Regions from separate parts of the Homo sapiens genome. Here region 1 is linked to region 2. Evidence: chromatin contacts called from ENCODE Hi-C or POLR2A ChIA-PET data. All regions are on one chromosome and are shown on one strand. Each heading gives the region's core, a stretch centred on a gene start or an enhancer-like site at or near the end of the contact. The rest is flanking DNA. Distances are from core to core; before and after follow the strand shown.

What was found. Hi-C counts contacts between places; a loop is a spot of excess contacts on that map. ChIA-PET counts read pairs that join two places held with the same protein, here RNA polymerase II (POLR2A). Pooled maps may share reads with other maps.
Region 1: a loop to region 2 is called in a map of PC-9, with 20 times the contacts of the local background. The contact joins the enhancer-like site here to the promoter of SYCP2L in region 2. A Hi-C loop is called at or near these places in 1 of 168 maps with a recorded cell type or tissue (PC-9) and 1 of 50 pooled maps. POLR2A ChIA-PET finds 5 or more read pairs at or near these places in 3 of 52 experiments (A549, OCI-LY7 and Panc1).

Annotation. Positions count from the first base shown.
Region 1 is chr6:10,758,751-10,763,626 of GRCh38, reverse strand. MAK (male germ cell associated kinase) reads left to right here. Exons shown (of 15, transcript NM_001242957.3): 15 at 1-904. It also overlaps a transcript of TMEM14B not described here. Among named protein-coding and RNA genes, the nearest start is that of TMEM14B, 13 kb to the right of the region's middle. Within about 2 kb of position 3,471, at least 12 of the 41 ENCODE cell types and tissues checked have a DNase peak (open chromatin) inside an H3K27ac peak, as active enhancers do; they include PC-9 and Panc1, where a contact is called at or near this core.
Region 2 is chr6:10,885,093-10,889,666 of GRCh38, reverse strand. SYCP2L (synaptonemal complex protein 2 like) reads right to left here and starts at 2,615. Exons shown (of 30, transcript NM_001040274.3): 1 at 2,532-2,615. The coding sequence starts at 2,540. RefSeq lists an enhancer at 2,680-3,448.

The sequences.
Region 1 (4,876 bases), core at 2,222-4,721, 130 kb after region 2:
GTGATCCACCTGCCTCGGCCTCCCAAAGTGCAGGGCTTACAGGTGTGAGCCACAGTGCCCAGCTTTTTTTTTTTTTTTTTAGAAATAAATTTATCTTTAACATAGAGAATATCAAAGTTATGCCACTTGATTTTAGTGGACGGCTTGTGTTTTGATCTTGACCAGTACAGTTCCCATGAATTCAAGGTGACAATCAAGCCCAATGGCTTGATGACTTCAATAGTAACCAAGTCAAGGTTCTCTTGGCTGGACATCATTAAGAAAGTTCTGGAAACTGTGTTTGTTTGATGCTGGTTCATTGGACTTTTCAAATTGTTTTGTTTCTGTGTCCCTACCAGACACAAAGATGAAGTGTGCCAGCTGGTTCCCCCAAGCCAGCTCATGCTGCTGACCACTGACTCAGCTCTGACCTTCACATTTGCTCTGAAGCAAGTGCGTTCAGCTGCTGGGGCAGTGATATCACATAGTACATATATTATTTCCTTAGTTTATTTCCAAACTGGTATTTTAAATAGACACTTCGAACTTTGGGCTACTCTGTTTAAATCTGCCACTTTCTGGACTGGACCTTAGTACTGTAAATTCTTTTTAAAGAATAATAATGTTACCAACTGCTGAGATTTTTATGTATTTTGTGACTTTGTAACAACTGCTATTGTAATAAGTGTCATCTTGTGGGCATTATACAAAGGCATATTATAAAATAATAATGATATTTTTGTATAGAAGAGTCAACTGTTCAGATGTAAGATGTTGAAAAATGTTAAAATCTAAAGAGTAATTTATCCTAGTGGTAATGGTTATATGTATTTGTACAGTTTAAATTAATGTCTCAAAGCTGTGCAGTCTTTTGTTACTGGGACACTTTTAAACTCTGAATAGGCATTAAAAAAAATATGGCTAACTAGTGTGTTTTCATTATGTTTTTAAACCTTATATCCTGAATTCTATTTGTTGTTGTTGTTTTAATTAGTAGTCTTTAAAAAAAGCAGTTTTAGGGCCAGGCACAGTGGCTCACACCTGTAATCCCAGAACTCTGGGAGTCATAGGTGGGTGGATCACTTGAGGTCAAGAGTTCAAGACCAGCCTGGCCAAGATGGCAAAACCCTGTCTCTACTAAAAATACACAAAAATTAGCTGGGCACGGTGGCGGGCACCTGTAATCCCAGCTACTTGGGCGGCTGAGGTAGGAGAATTGCTTGAACCTGGGAGGCAGAGGTTACAGTACAGTGAGATCGTGCCACTGCACTCCAGCCTGGGCGACAGAGCGAGACTCTGTCTCAAAAAAAAAAAAATAAAAGCCCTTTTAGGTTTATGAAAATATTGATCAGAAAGTAGAGTTCCCATATGCCCCTTCATCTGCCCCTCCCCGATTTTCCCTATTATCAACATCTTGCATTCATGTAGATAATTCATTACAACTGATAAGCCAGTATTGATACATTGTTATTAATTAAAGTCCATAGTTTATATTAGGGTTCACTCTTGTGTTGTACACTATGGGTTTTGACAAAATGTATAAGGACATGTATCCACCATAATAGTATCATAAGAATCATTTTACTCCCTCAAAATCCTGTCCTCTCCCTATTCATCCTTCCCTATCTTGCCCTGAACCTCTGGCCACCATTGACCTTGTTACTGTCTCCACAGTTTTTCTTTTTCCAGAATTACCTGGGGTCAGGAGTTCAAGACCAGCCTGGCCAACATGGTGAAACCCCATCTCCACTAATAATACAAAAACATTATGAGCCATGGTGGTGCATGTCTGTAATCCCAGCTACTTGGGAGGCTGAGACAGGAGAATCGCTTGAACCCGGGAGGTGGAGGTTGCAGTGAGCCAAGATTGTGCCATTGCACATCTAGCCAAAACAGATCTCAGAAAAAAAGTATGCACATGGTTTATTTGTGGAAAAAAAAAAAAAAAAAAAAAAAACGAGCATGGAAAATATGCTGAATTTGAGCATTTAATTTAGGAAGCTAGAAAAAGAATAACGTAAAAAAATGTTTTAAGTAGATTTCAGCCCAGTAGCAATAAGCATACCTAGCACTCAGATATTGGTGTCCAGATATTGGTGTGCAGTACCACTGTTCAATAAAAGGAACCAGAGCTACTTGGAGAAATGGCTGATTCTAGTACTAGGACAGGAAATATACAAGATGAGCCTAGAACGTCTTGTAGTGCCAGACAATAAGGAAGTTCTACAAACACACAAACCCTTTGGCTATGCCAGAGGGACACAGAGGTCAACTGAGTTTCCAATGGCCAAAGCTGCAACAATTTGAGCAAGAAAATTAAGTATTGCCCGGCGCGGTGGCTGATGCCTGTAATCCCAGCACTTTGGGAGGCCAAGGTGGGCAGATCATGAGGTCAGGAGATCGAGACCATCCTGGCTAACATGGTGAAACCCTGTCTGTACTAAAAATACAAAAAAATTAGCCGGGCATGGTGGCAGGCACCTGTAGTCCCAGCTCCTCAGGAGGCTGAGGCAGGAGAATGGCGTGAACCCATGAGGCGGAGCTTGCAGTGAGCCGAGACCATGCCACTGCACTCCAGCCTGGGTGACAGAGCAAGACTCCGTCTCAAAAAAAAAAAAAAAAAAATAAGTATTACAACCCAAAGAAAAAAGAAATATCCATGAGTCCATACTAAGATGAATGCATGAATGAATGCATGAATGATCAGGTGCGGCAGTGACTCACGCTTGTAATCCCAGCACTTTGAGAGGCCGAGGTGGGTGGATCACCTGAGGTCAGGAGGTTGAGACCAGCCTGGCCAACATGGTGAAACACCGTCTCTGCTAAAAATACAAAATTAGCCGGGTGTGGTGGCACACGCCTATAGTTCCAGCTACTCGGGAGGCTGAGACAGAAGAATCACTTGAACCCAGAAGGAGGAGGCTGCAGTGAACCTAGATCATGACACAGCACTCCAGCCTGGGTGAGAAGTCCCAACCTGAGGTCGGGAGTTCGAGACCAGCCTCACCAACATGGAGAAGCCCCGTCTCTACTAAAAATACAAAATTAGCTGGGTGTGGTGGCACATGCCTGTAATCCCAGCTACTCGGGAGGCTGAGGCAGGAGAATCACTTGAACCTGGCAGCCAGAGGTTGTGGTGAGCCAAGATCACGCCATTGCACTCCAGCCTGGGTGACTAAGCGAGACTCCATCTCAAAAAAAAAAAAAAAGAATAAAAATGTGAAGTGCTTTCCAAAGACACAAAATCTTGTAATGGCCCAATGGGTTCACTTTGCCCTTTGCCTAGACAGAGCTGAGTTATCAAGACAGGGAATTGCAATAGAGAAAGAGCACACGCAGAGCCAGCTGTGCAGGAGACTGGAGTTTTATTGGTACTCAAATCAGTCTCCCAGAGCATTCAAGGATTGAAGTGTTTAAGGGTTACTTGGTGTGCCAGGGGCAGCCAGGTGACTCAGGAGTGCTGACTGGTCCGGTGGGAGATTAAGTCATAGGGAGTGCAAGCTGTTGTCTTGCACTGAGTCAGTTCCTGGATGGGGGCCACAAGATCAGATGAGCCAGTTTATCAATTTGGGCGGTGCCAGGTGATCCATCAAGTGCAGGGTCTGTAAGAGAAAGTGCTCCTAACCGAAATTAGCCGGGAAGCCTCTCAGGTTTTAAGTAAAGAAAACCTGTCTTTGACTACAAAGCCACGTTTCATGTTTCTTTCTTCTTTCTTTAACTCTTACAGGCATGACTATGGTCAGTGAGCCAATTCTAGTCCATTGCCTGTTTTTGTGCAGAGAGCAAGCTAAGAATAGATTTGCATTTTGAAATGGTTGAAAAAAATCAAAATAAGACTATTTTGTGATATGTAGAAATCATATGAAATCCAGATTTCAGGGCCCATACATAGTTTTATTGGAACAGTCACACTCGTTTATTGATTGGCTGTGGCTGCTTTCATTCTACAAAGGCAGAGGTGAACAGCTGGGACACAGATGGCCTGAGAAGCCTAAAATATTCACTATCTGGCCCTTTACAGAACAAGTTTGCAGACTTCCAGCTTAATGTGTCAAAGATTTTTACAAAGTCCAATTACACAAAGCCACCACTAGTGGGAGGATAAATTGGTGCATCCTCTTCTGAAGGCAATCACAATTTTAAATGCTGAGATGCTCTGACTCAGCATTTAGGAATGTAACCTACAGATTCCTTTGCACATGTTCACGGGGATTTCCATGAGGATATTTCTTGGTACACCATCCTTTGTAATATCAAAGGCCTCAGGGGATCTGCCCACCTCAGCCTCCCAAAGTGTTGGGATTACAAGCATGAGCCACTGCTCCCGGCTATCAAAGGCATTAAACAAGACATATTTCTATCAGTAGGGGAATAGTAAACTAAATAGTAATCATCCGTACAACTTAAAAGCCATTAAAAAGAATTAGATCTTGGCCTGGTGCGGTGGCTCATGCCTGTAATTCCAGCACTTTGGGAGGCAAGACAGGTGGATCACCTGAGGTCAGTTCAAGACCAGCCTGGCCAACATGGTGAAACCCCATCTCTACTAAAAATACAAAAAATTAGCTGGGTGTGGTGGTGCACACCTGAAATCCCAGCTACTCAGGAGGGTAAGGCAGGAGAATCGCTTGAACCTGGGAGGTGGAGGTTGCAATGAGCTGAGATCGCACCATTGCACCCCAGCTTGGGCAACAAGAGCCATACTCCATCTCAAAAAAAAAAAAAAAAAAAAAAAAAAGAATTAGATCTCTAAGGAAAGGGTTGAACCCAGTTATGCTACATAGTTTCATGCCTTTGAGGCACTGTATATATTGCTCGCTCTGAGACATTTGCCCCGTCCTTACCTATGAATTTCTCAGACAACTCACAAAAGGAGTTCATGTCAACTGATTCATGC
Region 2 (4,574 bases), core at 1,366-3,865:
CTGGGGAAGCAAGAGTGAAACTCCATCTCAAAAAAAAAAAAAAAAAAAAAGGCTGATCTCATAGAAGTAGAGAGAATAGTGGTCACTAGAAAAGAGGAAGTGAGATAGGCAGAGGTTAGTTAATGAACACAAAATTACAGCTAGCTGGAAGGAGTAAGTTCTAGAGTAAGATAGTACTGCAAGGTGACTATAATGTACAACTTATTGTATATTTTCAAATAGCTATACGAGTAGATTTTGAACATTCCCAACACAAAGAAATAAATATTTGAGGTGATGGATATGCATAATTACCCTGATTTGATCATTACACACTGTATACACATATGGAAATATCACACTACACCCAATTAACATGTGCAATTACTATGTGTCAATTAATATATGTGTCAATTAAAAATAAATGATAAAGGCAAAGAAAAAGAACCATTGTGTTAGTGGATAATTGAGTAGAGGCAAAAGTGAGATAGGAGGAACAGCTAAAGCTACAATTAAAATTGGGTGTTAGGCCAGGCGCAGTGGCTCACGCCTGTAATCCCAGCACTTTGGGAGGCCAAGGCGGGCATATCATGAGGTCAGGAGTTCGAGACCAGCCTGTCCAATATGGTGAAACCCGTCTCTACTAAAAAATACAAAAATTAGCTGGGCGCAGTGGCACGTGACTGTAGACCCAGCTACTCGTGAGGCTGAGGAAGGAGAATCACTCGAACCCAGGAGGTGGAGGTTGCAGTGAGCCGAGATCCAGCCACTGCGCTCCAGCCTGGGTGACAGAGTGAGACTCCGTATCAAAAAAAAAAGGGTGTTAATTCATAGCATAAACTGACATCAAATAAACACTATGCTACGTATCTATAATTTCTAAGTTTTGTCAACAAATTCTGAATTAGTGGGAAATACTTCCCATCCCAAAGAAAATATTCCCGGGAGCCTTTATGTTAAGCTTCTTTACCTCTTTTCTCTATAGACACGGCCCTATCTCTCCTTCAGTTCAATTCGTATGCAGAGATGCTCTGCTTATTTTTATTTCTACCTCCTTTCAACCTTCTCTGGCCTTGGTGGTCAGTACTTTGCAAATTCCAAAGAAATGCTTCCTGTTTCTGGAATTTCTGGAGCCACTCTAGTACACAGAAAGGTATCCCCCTTCTGTGAAGATCATGTGGCAGCTTTTGTGGGTAGGAACCTGACAGGAAAATCAGAAAGTGGGATGGTTTAGGCAGAAAAGATCGTTAGATTCTCTGAGATTCAGTCTCCTCATTTAAAAAACATGATGATAGCCGGGCGCTGTGGCTCACGCCTGTAATCCCAGCACTTTGGGAGGCCGAAGCGGGCAGATCATGAGGTCAAGAGACAGAGACCATCCTGGCCAACATGGTGAAACCCCGTCTCTACTAGAAATACAAAAATTACCCTGGCGTGGTGGCGCGCGCCTGTAGTCTCAGCTACTCGGGAGGCTGAGGTAGGAGAATCGCTTGAACCCGGGAGGCAGAGGTTGCAGTGAGCCAAGATCACGCCACTGCACTCCAGCCTGGGCGACAGAATGAGACTCCGTCTCAAAAAAAAAAAAAAAAAAAAAAAAAAAAAAAAAAAAAAAAAAAAAAAAGATGGTAACACCTATATGGAAGGATTGGAGTGAGGACTGACTGACAGAATGTCTGTAATGTTCTTAGCATAGTGCCTGGGCACATAAAAATGGCTCAGTGAATGGCAGCTTTCAATGTAACAGGGATGGAGAGGGTGAGGAGGTTATGCTTAAGTGCTCTGAATTTAAGCGTAGCTTGATGTTAGAAAGGTTTCTGTCCCAAATCTGTTTCCCCATGGCTGGGAAGATGGCGCCAGATGACAGATGGATTTTATGGAGAACAAGAGTGAGTTCCTGGATCTAGGCAAGCAGTTACCCCTGGCTATCAGAATCACCTGGCGTCCTCACTAACAAACTAACAAACTACCGGCCCACCGTAGACCAATTACATCAGAATTTCTACCACCAGGAACCCAGGCAGAAGAATGTTAGAAACACGCCCCAGGTGGTTTTTGTTTGTTGTTTTTGGCGTCCCTGGGTGGGCTCAAACTTCATGTGTTTTTTTTTATTATTTATTGATAAGTAATAATTGTAGCTTTATCTTAGGGGCTGTCCTTTGTCGTTCGGTTAAATGAAGTCCCAGCACTTGGGGTTGCTTAACACTTCTGCACTTTCTACGCAGCAAGGTGGAAAGAGGGCTGGAAAACCGGCTAGGAAAATACGCAAAGCAACTAGAAAAGAACTATCTCATTGCTTTCCGAACACGAATTCTCCGGTTCCCCTTTCCCTGAGCGCTATTTAGCTAGGGATCCGAGGTTTCTATTCTGCCTGGTCTCCCCGCAGGCTGCCAATACACTCCGAGCAAACCCAAGGAGGTGGCGGGGGACTATGCCCAGCACCCGGTCTCTGAGCGAACACCTCAAGGCGGCAGAACCTGAGCCCCAGGGACCCCGCGCCCTCGCGCGCCCTAGCACTGTGGACAGAAGGTCCGGGCCCTTCGGGGGTCACTCACCGCTTGCATAACGAGGCTTCTTCGTTCCTGAAGCGACGCGCCGCTCAGCTTTGTTGCGCTCGGTCGGCCCTCTCCTGCTTCCCCGCCCAAGAGCCCCGCCCGCTGGGGGCGCTGCCGAAAGAGCCCTGGTGGCGGACCGCTCTTCGAGTCGAGTCTTCTTCCGCAACTGTAATTGACGAATCCGCCCCCTGAAGTTTACTAGAGCTCTGTGTTTTGAGACTCAAGAAGCGCGTGCAAGTAACTAGCGCACACAGGCCAAACCACCTGGGCGCACGCACTCACCCTTTAAGAGAAAGCCAGCACTCAAAGGATGTGAACTACGTCATTTAAACGTTCCTTATTTGCGAAATTCCAAACAGATAGGCGTTCGCTTTGTGGTAGCTGTTCCAAGTTTTTGCCCCGCCTTAAAAAGCCAGAGGGGCGGCCAGGCGCGGTGGCTCACGCCTGTAATCCCAGCACTTTGGGTGGCCGAGGCTGGTGGATCACTTGAGGTCAGGAGTTCAAGACCAGTCTGGTCAACATGGTGAAACCTTGTCTCTACTAAAAATACAAAAAATTAGCCGGGCGCGGTGCACGTGCCTGTAATCCTAGCTGTTGGGGAGGCTGAGGCAGGAGAATCACTTGAACCCGGGAGGCGGAGGTTGCAGTGAGCGGAGATCTCGCCACTGCACTCCAGCCTGGGGGACAGAGTGAGACTCCGTCTCAAAAAAAAAACAGCCAGAGGAGCAGTTTTTGGTCCATTGATGTGTGCAGACAGAAGCCGAACCCTTTCCTATGGTAACCAGACTTGTACCCGATATTATTAATACATTCCTGATTTCACACACACACAAAGTGTGTTTGGTGGTTGTTTTTTAAGTACCGTGGTGGGGAGGAAGGGGAATTTTTTTTTTTAATCAAAGCAAATAGTTTTGTTTTTGTTTTTGTTTTTTTGTTTCTTTGTTTGCCTATTTCCTTTAACCTGACAAGTATGCGTACCAATGGCTAGGCTGATTCGGATAGGTGGCCAGTTGTGTGAACACGGTGGCAAAATTAAATTGGACTAGAGTTTTCCACAAAAAACAAAAAAAAGACCCCTCCAATCCAAACATCCTTTGTGTAAAAATCAACTTGTATTATAACTAGACCTGTGAGTATTTCAAGTCATAATATGTACGGAAGATATTTGTCTACACCAAAGCAAAACATAACAAAACCAGAACCCCTGTTAGCCCAGGACTTGCACACATTTCTAGTCCGTTCAAAACAATGTTTATGTCAAAGCCTGTCATATCAATTTCCTGGAAAGTATAATGTAAACATTCTTACATTAATTTACCTATTTTAATCTAAACCAAGGAAATTCAAACGCAAGTTTTTTTCCTTTTCAATGAATGGACTTTTGTAATATTAAACTAGTAATCAAGACAGGAACAGCTGTGAGTATAAGCTATTGTGAGTCAATACAAATATAATACCAGGGCAAGAAAGAAACAATGAATAATAAGAAGCAATAAACAAAATACTACAGTTTAAATGAATTTTAAGAGAATATTTAAAAATTAGAGTTTTCATAATATTAGATAGAAAACTTAATCATCTATTATTTTCAGGCTTTGGGGGAAAACATGTCCTTCCAAAGTCTATGGTGCAATGCATTCAAATCTTTAAGAGAAATTAAAAATAACAGAATAGGCAAAATACCTTTTATCTGGTTTTTTTTTTACTTTGATTAGCTTCTTTTACTAACATGTTTTGTCTTAATATAATTTATGGCAACTTGAAATGCATACTCTAATTCTTCTCAAACTAAATATAGTAGAGGCTCTATGACATTTCTTTGGATACCAGAATCCCTTTAGAAATTAATTGATTTGCCTTTTACATAAAAAAGTTTTATTTATTTATGTTTTTGACGGGTCAGGTCTCTCTAGGAACATTCCAAAAGCACAGAGACAAGAACTATTCTAGCACTGCAATAAGACCAAAAATTAATTTCTATGCATTTTCAGAGGTAACTTTAAATCACCATTTTAAAGTTATTTTTAGAACATTTGAAAGGAT